Linked DNA regions of Homo sapiens: region 2 is linked to region 1. A link is a loop called in an ENCODE intact Hi-C map of the cell type or tissue named here. Cell type or tissue: ascending aorta. All regions are shown on one strand. Each heading gives the region's core, and the rest is flanking DNA. Links, peaks and the distances in the headings are about the cores only. Region 1 has its middle 110 kb from the start of HAPLN1. Region 2 overlaps EDIL3-DT (EDIL3 divergent transcript).

Region 1 (4,409 bases), core at 216-4,215:
ACAATGTCCCAGCTCAAATATAGTCAGATGGAGATAAACAATTCTTTCTTACTCATCCTTTTCGTTCTATTCAGGCCTTCAAGAAATTGGGTAAGGGTCAGCCACGTTGGAGAAGGCAGTCTTGCAGACCAGGGATTCAAATGTAAATCTCATCCAGAAATACCCTCACAGACACAGCCAGAACTAATGTTTAACTAAGTATCTGGGCACCTCATGGCCCAGTCAATTTGACACAAAATTAACCCTCACACTTGCTATAGTCACACAAGTTTCCACAAATTATTAATGGAGACTAATAAGTAAATAATACTGTTATCAGGATCTAGTGTGCTCAGACTGTTGTGTACAGGGGCATCTTTACCCACAAAAATTTAGATAATCAATCATGACAGACAGAAGTTTAGCCCTCCTTAGTTTCTCATGTCTGTTGATGTTGATATTAACATGGTCTTGCTAAATCAACTGAGAATAATGAATTCAGAACTATAAGGGGACAAGGCAATTATCTTTAAAATATAGGAAGGATGCTATAAAGTTTATCTCCAGATGTTTGATTGCCCATGGAGTTGACATGGTGATAGAAATAGAAGCATTGTACACTGAAAAACAAAATATCCTTGTTTCATTTTTATCAGATACCTAAAACATTTGAAAGTTTCGTAGGTAATGGGACTCAAAACAGGCAAGGTCAGGTCAGAGTTAAACAGAGAAGATTGTTTCTGCAAAACTGGAGCACTGTGGAATGTATATCTAGCTGAATTAGGAAAAGAAATGGAAAAAGGAAAGAAAATCACCGGTGTAGTTTATAACTCTGTGTGGGCTGAACCCAGCCATCCCTCTGTCTCTATTCACTTTAAGAGGTCAAAAAATCTGCTTTCTTTTTAACATCTCTTCTTTTTTTAACATGAACAAATAACAATTTTAAATCTCCAATATCTGGATTATGGGACTGAATCTTTGTTATTTTCCTTGGACTTACAATCATGGAATATTATGTCTAAGATTATTTTTAAATAGTTCTTTTGAGAAGGGTGCTATTCAATATTTGATTTTTATTCACATCCAATAAAGTAGTGCCAAAAAATAAGTCAAAGGGAACAAATTATTTGACCTGCTTAATTTTTAAATAAAGTGTTTGACAGTTAAATTTACACCTTCGTATGTACAATGTATTTTTAAATCAACCTCATAAAATGCAGTCATTATCTAGGTTTCTTCTAATAAAAAAAGTTTTCAAAATAGTTGTGTCGTTTCGTTGCTTTTTAGTTCTGAAAGAATCAGAACTTCATGCGTTAAAAGTTACCTAAGGTTATTATTTTTTTTAAATGGCTTTGATTCATTAAAATCTCACAAGACTTCAATTCACTTGAAGCTTTAACTTCCCTTTTGGTAAACTATTTATTACTTCCTGAGATTGGCCAATTTCCTAGGTACAAATGACTAGATTTCTAGAAATGGCACCTCAGTGAGTCATTGTTTGGGTCTGAAAATCCCATTTCCAGTGGTACAACATCAGGGATAGTGGCACACCCATTATGAGACATATATTAGCAGAAATGAAGCATTTATGCATTAAAAAAATTTTTCCTAAGGCTTTTGGTGGAAAACTAAATAAGAAGTCATTCAGTGGGTATGGCCAAAGACTGGTTTGTGCAATGGGATTATGCAACTACATACTAGCAGTGTTTCAGGGAACAGTTCCAGAGAAACTATTGAGAAAAGATCTAGGGTAGGAGGTAAGAAGAGAGTTCAGTAGTTCAGTAGTTGCCAAGCCCAGTTACTAGGAGTCAGAACCGAAAAATCCCAAGGTCAGGTGGCACAGATAACAGAATTAAAATTGTGAATGGGCAGCCACAATTGAGAACCAGATGACGCAAATACATCTGATAGGGACTAGGGAAATAAATAATAAGACGTTCTGATGAAACTGGCTAACACAGACTTCCAGGCTAAGATTACTAAAAAAAATAAGGCTTCACATGGTTCTCATAAAATTCAAATAAAACCTGTGTTTATAAAATTAAAAATCAAGGAGAGAATTTACATATTTGCAATTTTAAGCCTTTCCATCCATGAATATATCTCTATTTATTCAAGCCTGCTTCTAAGTGCTTTTAACAAAATATTATTCCTTTAAATTCTTAAGGTTTTCTTTTCTTAAGTTTATTCCTGGCTGCATGATGATTTTGGAGTTGCTTTTGTTATCTATAAAGGACAAGAAATTCCCCTTCATGGGGAGGGATAGCATTGGGAGATATACCTAAGGCTAGATGACGAGTTAGTGGGTGCAGCGCACCAGCATGGCACATGTATACATATGTAACTAACCTGCACAATGTGCACATGTACCCTAAAACTTAAAGTATAAAAAAAAAAAGAAAAAAAAAAGAACAAGAAATTTTAAATTATATTTTCTAATTGGTTATTATTGGTGTGTAGGAATCTTATTAATTTTTATGTTGACTTTGCATCCTGCACACTCTGTGAAATCTACTAGTGAAATTTCCAAATAATCACATAGATAGCCAGTACATATAATTTTGTTTCTTCATTTCCAATATATTTCTAAATTCCAAAATATTTTAAATATATTTGCATTGGCTAAGATTTAAAATCCAATAGTGAAATTAGCATCTGCATTTATTTTCTGAATGTTTTAAAAATCATAGTTGTTTGAATTTTATGAAACACTTTTTTCTGCATTTATTATTATGACCATGTGGTTTTCCCTCTCATCTGTTCATTAGTGTAATACTTAATATCTTTTATTATTGAGCACTTCTTATATTTCCAAAATAAACAGAAATAGGTCATGATGTATTATTTTCCACACAAGTTTGCTCATCTAGATAATATTTTATTTAGGATTTTGGCATATATATCAGATTGGTTTCTGAACTTAATTTGGTTTTAAATGTGCTTTATATGTGTAAGTGTGTCTTATTTCATTGCTAATTACATAAGTGTTTTATTTTATTAATTAGTCTTATTGGGTATTTTTCTATTTTATTTGCTTTTTCAGCAAATCAGATTTTTATTTCATTAATGCTTTTGTTTCTATGTTTTCTATTTCGCTAATACCTGTTCTTAACTTTATTATTTTCTTGCTTCAACTTTCTTATTTTTCCTAAGCTGCTGTGTTAAATGGTTAATTCATTTAGCTTTTTTAAAAAGTCATTTAGTTTTAAAGTATTTTCCTTTTCAAATAAATGAACTTCAGTGTACATATTTTCATTCTTGCAATTGTGAAAACTGGATCCCACTTTTTCTCTGTAGTACTTTCATTGTTATTTGTGTCTAAATGTTTCATAATTTCTATCATAGTTTCCTTTTTATCTCATGAGCTACTTAGCAGAACATCTTAAAAGATGAAAAATTTATGTCATCTGAAGAGAAGTCAGAGTATCATTTTAAGGTTCTAATATGTTTGTGTGTGTGTTTGTGTTTACATATGTGTCTATTCCTTCCTATCTAAGTTGCTTGCATTGTGGGTAGAAAACAAAGTCTGTATGATATTAATTACTTGAAATGTTCCGAGACATTCTGTGTTCTTTGGTTTCAATGTCTGGTTGGCAGTTCTAAGGTTGCTTCCATCCAAACTCATAGTCCAAAACAAGGTCTCATAATTATGGTTTAAAGTTTCTTCCCTGCAGTGATATTGAAGGATATAAGCAATCTAGAGACTACAGGTCTCTTGATTTAAAATTTTATTCCACACTGTTTCTGTGTTCATTACCTCCTGAAGTCAGTTGCTCTATAGAAATAACCTTAGGAAGCAGTTGGGAATAGTTTGTTGCTGTTATTGTTGTTGTTGTTAAGTGTCTTTTCAAGGGATGGAGTAGGTGGTAGGAAATTTCTTTCCTGTCTGTAGCTGGAAACAGTGGTTTCTGACTCACCTGGAACAGTTTTGGTGTCTCTTGCTCATAGGACCTGAACCCTTAACTACTCTGCCTGCTTTTGGACACTTAGATGACCAATGGCTTTGGAACCCACTCAGTGTCTTCAATTTCTTTTCTGTTTCTGATTCAAAAAAAGTTTTACTTTGCTTTTGATCTTGTTATGCCCTTTTGCTTTTTCATTTCTATATTTTATTCCTATGTGTTTGGAATAGAGGGAGTGCATTAAAGCATAAACTTCTTGCACTCTATTGACTTTAATACTTTTATCTTTAAAACATTTTGAATTATTTTTGTGTACAACAGGAAGCGAAAATCTAACTCTTGTTTTTTTTTTCCTCTCTTCAAAATAGATTAAAAGCATGTCACTTATTAGATAACTCATTCCATTCCGTGTGATTTAAAATATCACAAATGGTTGACTTCAGGTTGAAACTGGTTTGGAACTCACAGAACTGCTATTGCTACTGCTGCTGCTGCTGCTGCTTCTTTTATCTTTTAGCATTAAAGTAA
Region 2 (4,409 bases), core at 160-4,159, 570 kb after region 1:
CCTACATGAACTTTAGAGTGAGCTTGTCTAGTTGAAAAAAACATAATAAATATATTTATAGTATTAGTATACCTATGTATATATCCAATTTTCTTCTGTGTTTCTCTTGTTAAGTTTCTATTTAGATATTTTATATTTTTATATGCCTACCTAAATGCAAATTTCTTCATTATATTTTGTAACTGGCTCTTCTACATTTATAGGAAGGCTATCTTTGTGTGTGTGTGTGTGTGTGTGTGTGTGTGTATGTGTGTCTATATATGTGCACTAATGTTAAACCCAGTTACTTTATAAATTGTAAATTGTCTTTTATAATTTACATTATTAGCTTTTTCGTTTATTATTTTGGGTTTTCTAGACATAAAATCATCACATCTGAAAAGAACTTTAGTTTTACCTCCTTACCTCCTCTTCGAATTTTCATGCTTATTTTTTCCATCAAATTGTTATAACTGGTATTATGTAATAGATTTTAAATAAATGGACACACTTGGACTATTTTTCACTCTAATGGGACCACTCTAATGACCTCCAAGGCACAGCACAAGGACTCTTGTCTCCCATTTCCAGTGCATGCACTACAGCCATTTTCTCTATACCAGCATTTGCTCAGAAAAAAAAAAAAAGAGTAAGACATTAACATCAGTGTAGGAAGGAAATAAGTGTCCATGAATATGCAGGATAGGATAAAGGAGGGAAATTATCTTTTCTCTACAGTAAATAAAAAGAGGCTTATCAAGAATTGGTAGAATTGGATGTCTTAAGCTTTGACGTTGCATTTGACAGAAAATTGGAACTCATTGTCTTTTGATTTAAAAGAAAGGGATGATAAAATCTTCCACACCCACCATAGCAGGAGTTATGTGGTTATCTAGGGAAAAACGTATTATAATAGGCCAAAGGACCGTCTTAGACTATTTCCCCTTTTATCTAGTTTTCATTGCCATATTCTTCTCTTTTCCTCCGTTTATCACATTGCTGAAAATTGAGTCAGAGATTTATTTATTTAAGATATAAAAGATACCTGATACATCAAGCATAGTAATTGGACCAAATATGAAACTAAAGGAAATCTAAAGAAATAATGTGTACACCATCTATAAATAAATGTCAAGGGTTATGAATAGAGAAGATCCTCTTGGGTTTTCTTTGTTCCAACATGGGCTACAACTTAAAGAGAAAAATCTGTCAATAAAAAATTATTTGTTTTCACAATCACTGTTTTATTTAAAAAATAAAACGGAAATGGAATATATTTTAATATATGTTATTTTGGGCAACCGCAATTTAAAATATAGCTTGTTTCTCAGCCATTGGAGAATATCATTTAATTTTATGTGTTTTATATTGATACAGATTCTGTTCTTTCTGTCTGTAGATAAAATGGGTCTAGTAGTACATTCTCCCTAAAATATACAGTAATTAATATATTTCCTTAAAATAAGATAAAATACCCATGCATGTCTCATAGCACAATTGTAATTTGTCTTAAATTTATCACTATATTAATATAATATAAAATAATTTATTAGAGATTTTAAATATATACATTTCTTCAAAAACCATAATGCTAATATTAAAATTGGAAAAATTAAGAAAATATCATGATTTCAATACGAAGCTAAGGTCCCAGAAACATTAAATAAATTAAGAAAGGCATGATGTCATTATGTTTTCAAAACATTGTATAGAAAGAATCACCTGGTTTGAATTCTTATTTTTGTTTTGGTCCGTCTCAAAAACCTACATTTATACATGATGATGATATTATTAAAAAAGAAAATTATAACAACTTAATCTTTTGCTTTTGAGATGATTCATACAAAAGTAAGAATTCAAACCAGGTATAACCTTTTGAAAACACAAGGACATCTTTCCTTTCTTGATTTACTTAATGATCCTGGGACTTTAATTCTAGTAAACTTCTAGTTTCAAAAACAAAATTATAAAGCATATGTAAAACAGACAATGATGCAAAATTGCACAATTGCCTGTCTTAATTTTTAAAATTCAGAGATTTTAGTTTGATTCACATAATCATTTTTTTCTCAAGAACATTTATATGGATGCAACTTGATTTGAAAAGCAATTTGTGACCTGAGATATTTAAAACTGTACATTTTGATGTGACAAGTTGTAAACTGTATAGTAAAAGCCAATTGAATTGAGAGCCTTCACTCAGTCATCAACAAATAAAATTGAAAAAAATTCTTTAACTGAATTATTATTTAATCTTTTATTATGAGGCATGCATTCTTGAATGTTTTCCAAAACATAATCAGACATAAAATTGAAACTACATACTACAAGTCAATTTAAAAGCATGATATTTAATTGATAAATCTGGCCAATCCCTTTAACATTCATAGTGGAGATGAATAAATTAAAAAGGCGTCAAAATGGAAGATAGATGACCCTGCTAAAAAAATTTTTAATTGCATTCGTCTACTTTTAAAAATAAATCCCACATTGAATTTAATATATGAACTATTTTCTAGTCCTTTTTTTTTTTTTTTTGTAGAGATGGGGTCTCAAACTCGGCCTCAAGCATTCCACCTGCCTCAGCCTCCCAAAAGTGCTGGGATTGTAGGCCTGAGCTACCACACCTGGCCTCTAGTCTTTCTATTTATAAGTAGGAGATATAATAGCATTTAGGGTAAGTGGTGGAAACTTTTGCAGTTTTTCCTGTAACTATCTGACTCAGCATCAGCTGAAAATATCCTTGTATTATTTTAACATTTTCCTTTCCTCTACTAAATAATGTGTCACTCTGGCTATGCCCTGAGGTGGTGACTCAGTTCTGTCTAAGACGCTGCCTAGGGATCTTAAGCAATGATTGAAAATACAGGAAGTTTTCCCCTTAGAAAAGCCCTGGTTGGCTGGGCGCAGTGGCTCACACCTGTTATCACAGCACTTTGGGAGGCCGAGGCCGGCAGATCACGAGGTCATGAGATCGACACCATCCTAACACAGTGAAACCCTGTCTCTACTAAAACTACAAAAAATTAGCCAGGCACCGTGGCAGACACCTGTAATCTCAGCTACTCAGGAGGCTGAGGCAGGAGAATTGCTTGAACCTGGAAGGTGGAGGTTGCAGTGAGCTGAGATCGCACCATAGCCCTCCAGACTGGGTGACAAAGTGAGTCTCCATTGTGAAATAAAAAATAAAAAGAAAAAGAAAAGCCATGGTTTTGATAACTAAATGCAGAGACTATTGATCCACAACTTTTAGCCAGTTTACTTTAATTAAAAGGAGCTTCTAGGCCTTTTACCTTTTATATTTTTTAGCCACAGCAAAATGTTTTATTGTTTTATCTGTTTTACATTCTACTGAACTTAGTTTTAATTATTATATTTCTTTTAGCTCTTTAATACTTAATTTCAGTTTTTTCAAATGTAGAAGAATACTCTTATGAATTCTCTGAATAACTTGCATTTTTAATAAGGAAGACAGACAGCCCTTTGCTTCTAATTAGTTCTGTAAAATCCTTTTAATGCTTTGAAACAGATATCCTTTTTTGGGTCTCAAATGGCACCTTTGTCCTAAAACACAGTCTTATGGAGGAAATGGATGGCATAGACCCTAAATCACTGTTCCTGGCAGTCACTGAGACTTTTGGCTAAGGATTTCTTCCCACAGGAGCAATAAGCACCAACTCGCAGACAGCTTAGGGTAAAGACTAGAGTATTGTTGCTTTCTAATTTCTAAGCCCGTTCAGTTCTTGGTAAATGAGTTCATAAATTTAAGGTAATTTTCTGACAGTGGCTAAGCCTTCCATTTAGCCTATAGCATGGGGTAAAAATAAAATCAGAAGCCATCATAATTCCTTTGTATATATGTATGTAAAAATAACCACTCCATAAAATGTTTTGTAAGCTACAAATATTCTAATGTAATTTCTATTTTATTTTGAATTTTTTATTATTAGTTATTTTTCTTATATTTTTTCTTTCTTCAAGACATATCAAATTAATTTTCCCTGGCCAAATATTTAATAAATCTACTGACTTAAAATGTCACCTTTTTCAAATATTACTTTTCATACAAACATGATCCCTTGCATACAGTTCCATTTTCTCTTTTGTGTTTTCTGGTACCAAGACCTCATAGTTTGACTTTTATGAATTTCTAGTATATATTGTACTTGATAAACTTAGATGCCTTTTTTTTTCATTAAAATATATCCCATTGAAACTTGGGTTTGCTTCAATTATGCAGGTCAATTTGAAAATAGCTTCTATCTTTATAGAACTATTTTATTTGTTCTTAAATATGCGTCTCTGCCTATTAGCTTCTTGAATGTCCTTTAATGAAATTTTGCAGATGTCTCTTTCTTACTCTGTCTCTCTGTCTTAAATGCTTTTCATTATGTTTGTTCAAAATATTATGTTCTTTTGTTTCTGTTATG

Evidence for each region. Peaks named below come from ENCODE experiments on the same cell type or tissue, not always from the same donor. Only the 100,000 strongest peaks of a DNase experiment are listed, where the experiment ranks them.
Region 2: a loop joins it to region 1, with 6 times the contacts of the local background. A loop is called at or near these places in 1 of 110 quality-filtered maps.

What each region holds. Positions count from the first base shown.
Region 1 is chr5:83,825,686-83,830,094 of GRCh38, forward strand. No RefSeq gene overlaps it. Among named protein-coding and RNA genes, the nearest start is that of HAPLN1, 110 kb to the left of the region's middle. In ascending aorta, for the core only: no CTCF peak of the experiment used is centred there; no DNase peak of the experiment used is centred there.
Region 2 is chr5:84,391,361-84,395,769 of GRCh38, forward strand. All of the region lies in intron 2 of EDIL3-DT (EDIL3 divergent transcript), which reads left to right. Among named protein-coding and RNA genes, the nearest start is that of EDIL3, 8.7 kb to the left of the region's middle. In ascending aorta, for the core only: a CTCF peak has its summit at 2,609; a DNase peak (open chromatin) is centred at 2,841; H3K27ac peaks cover 1,995 bases.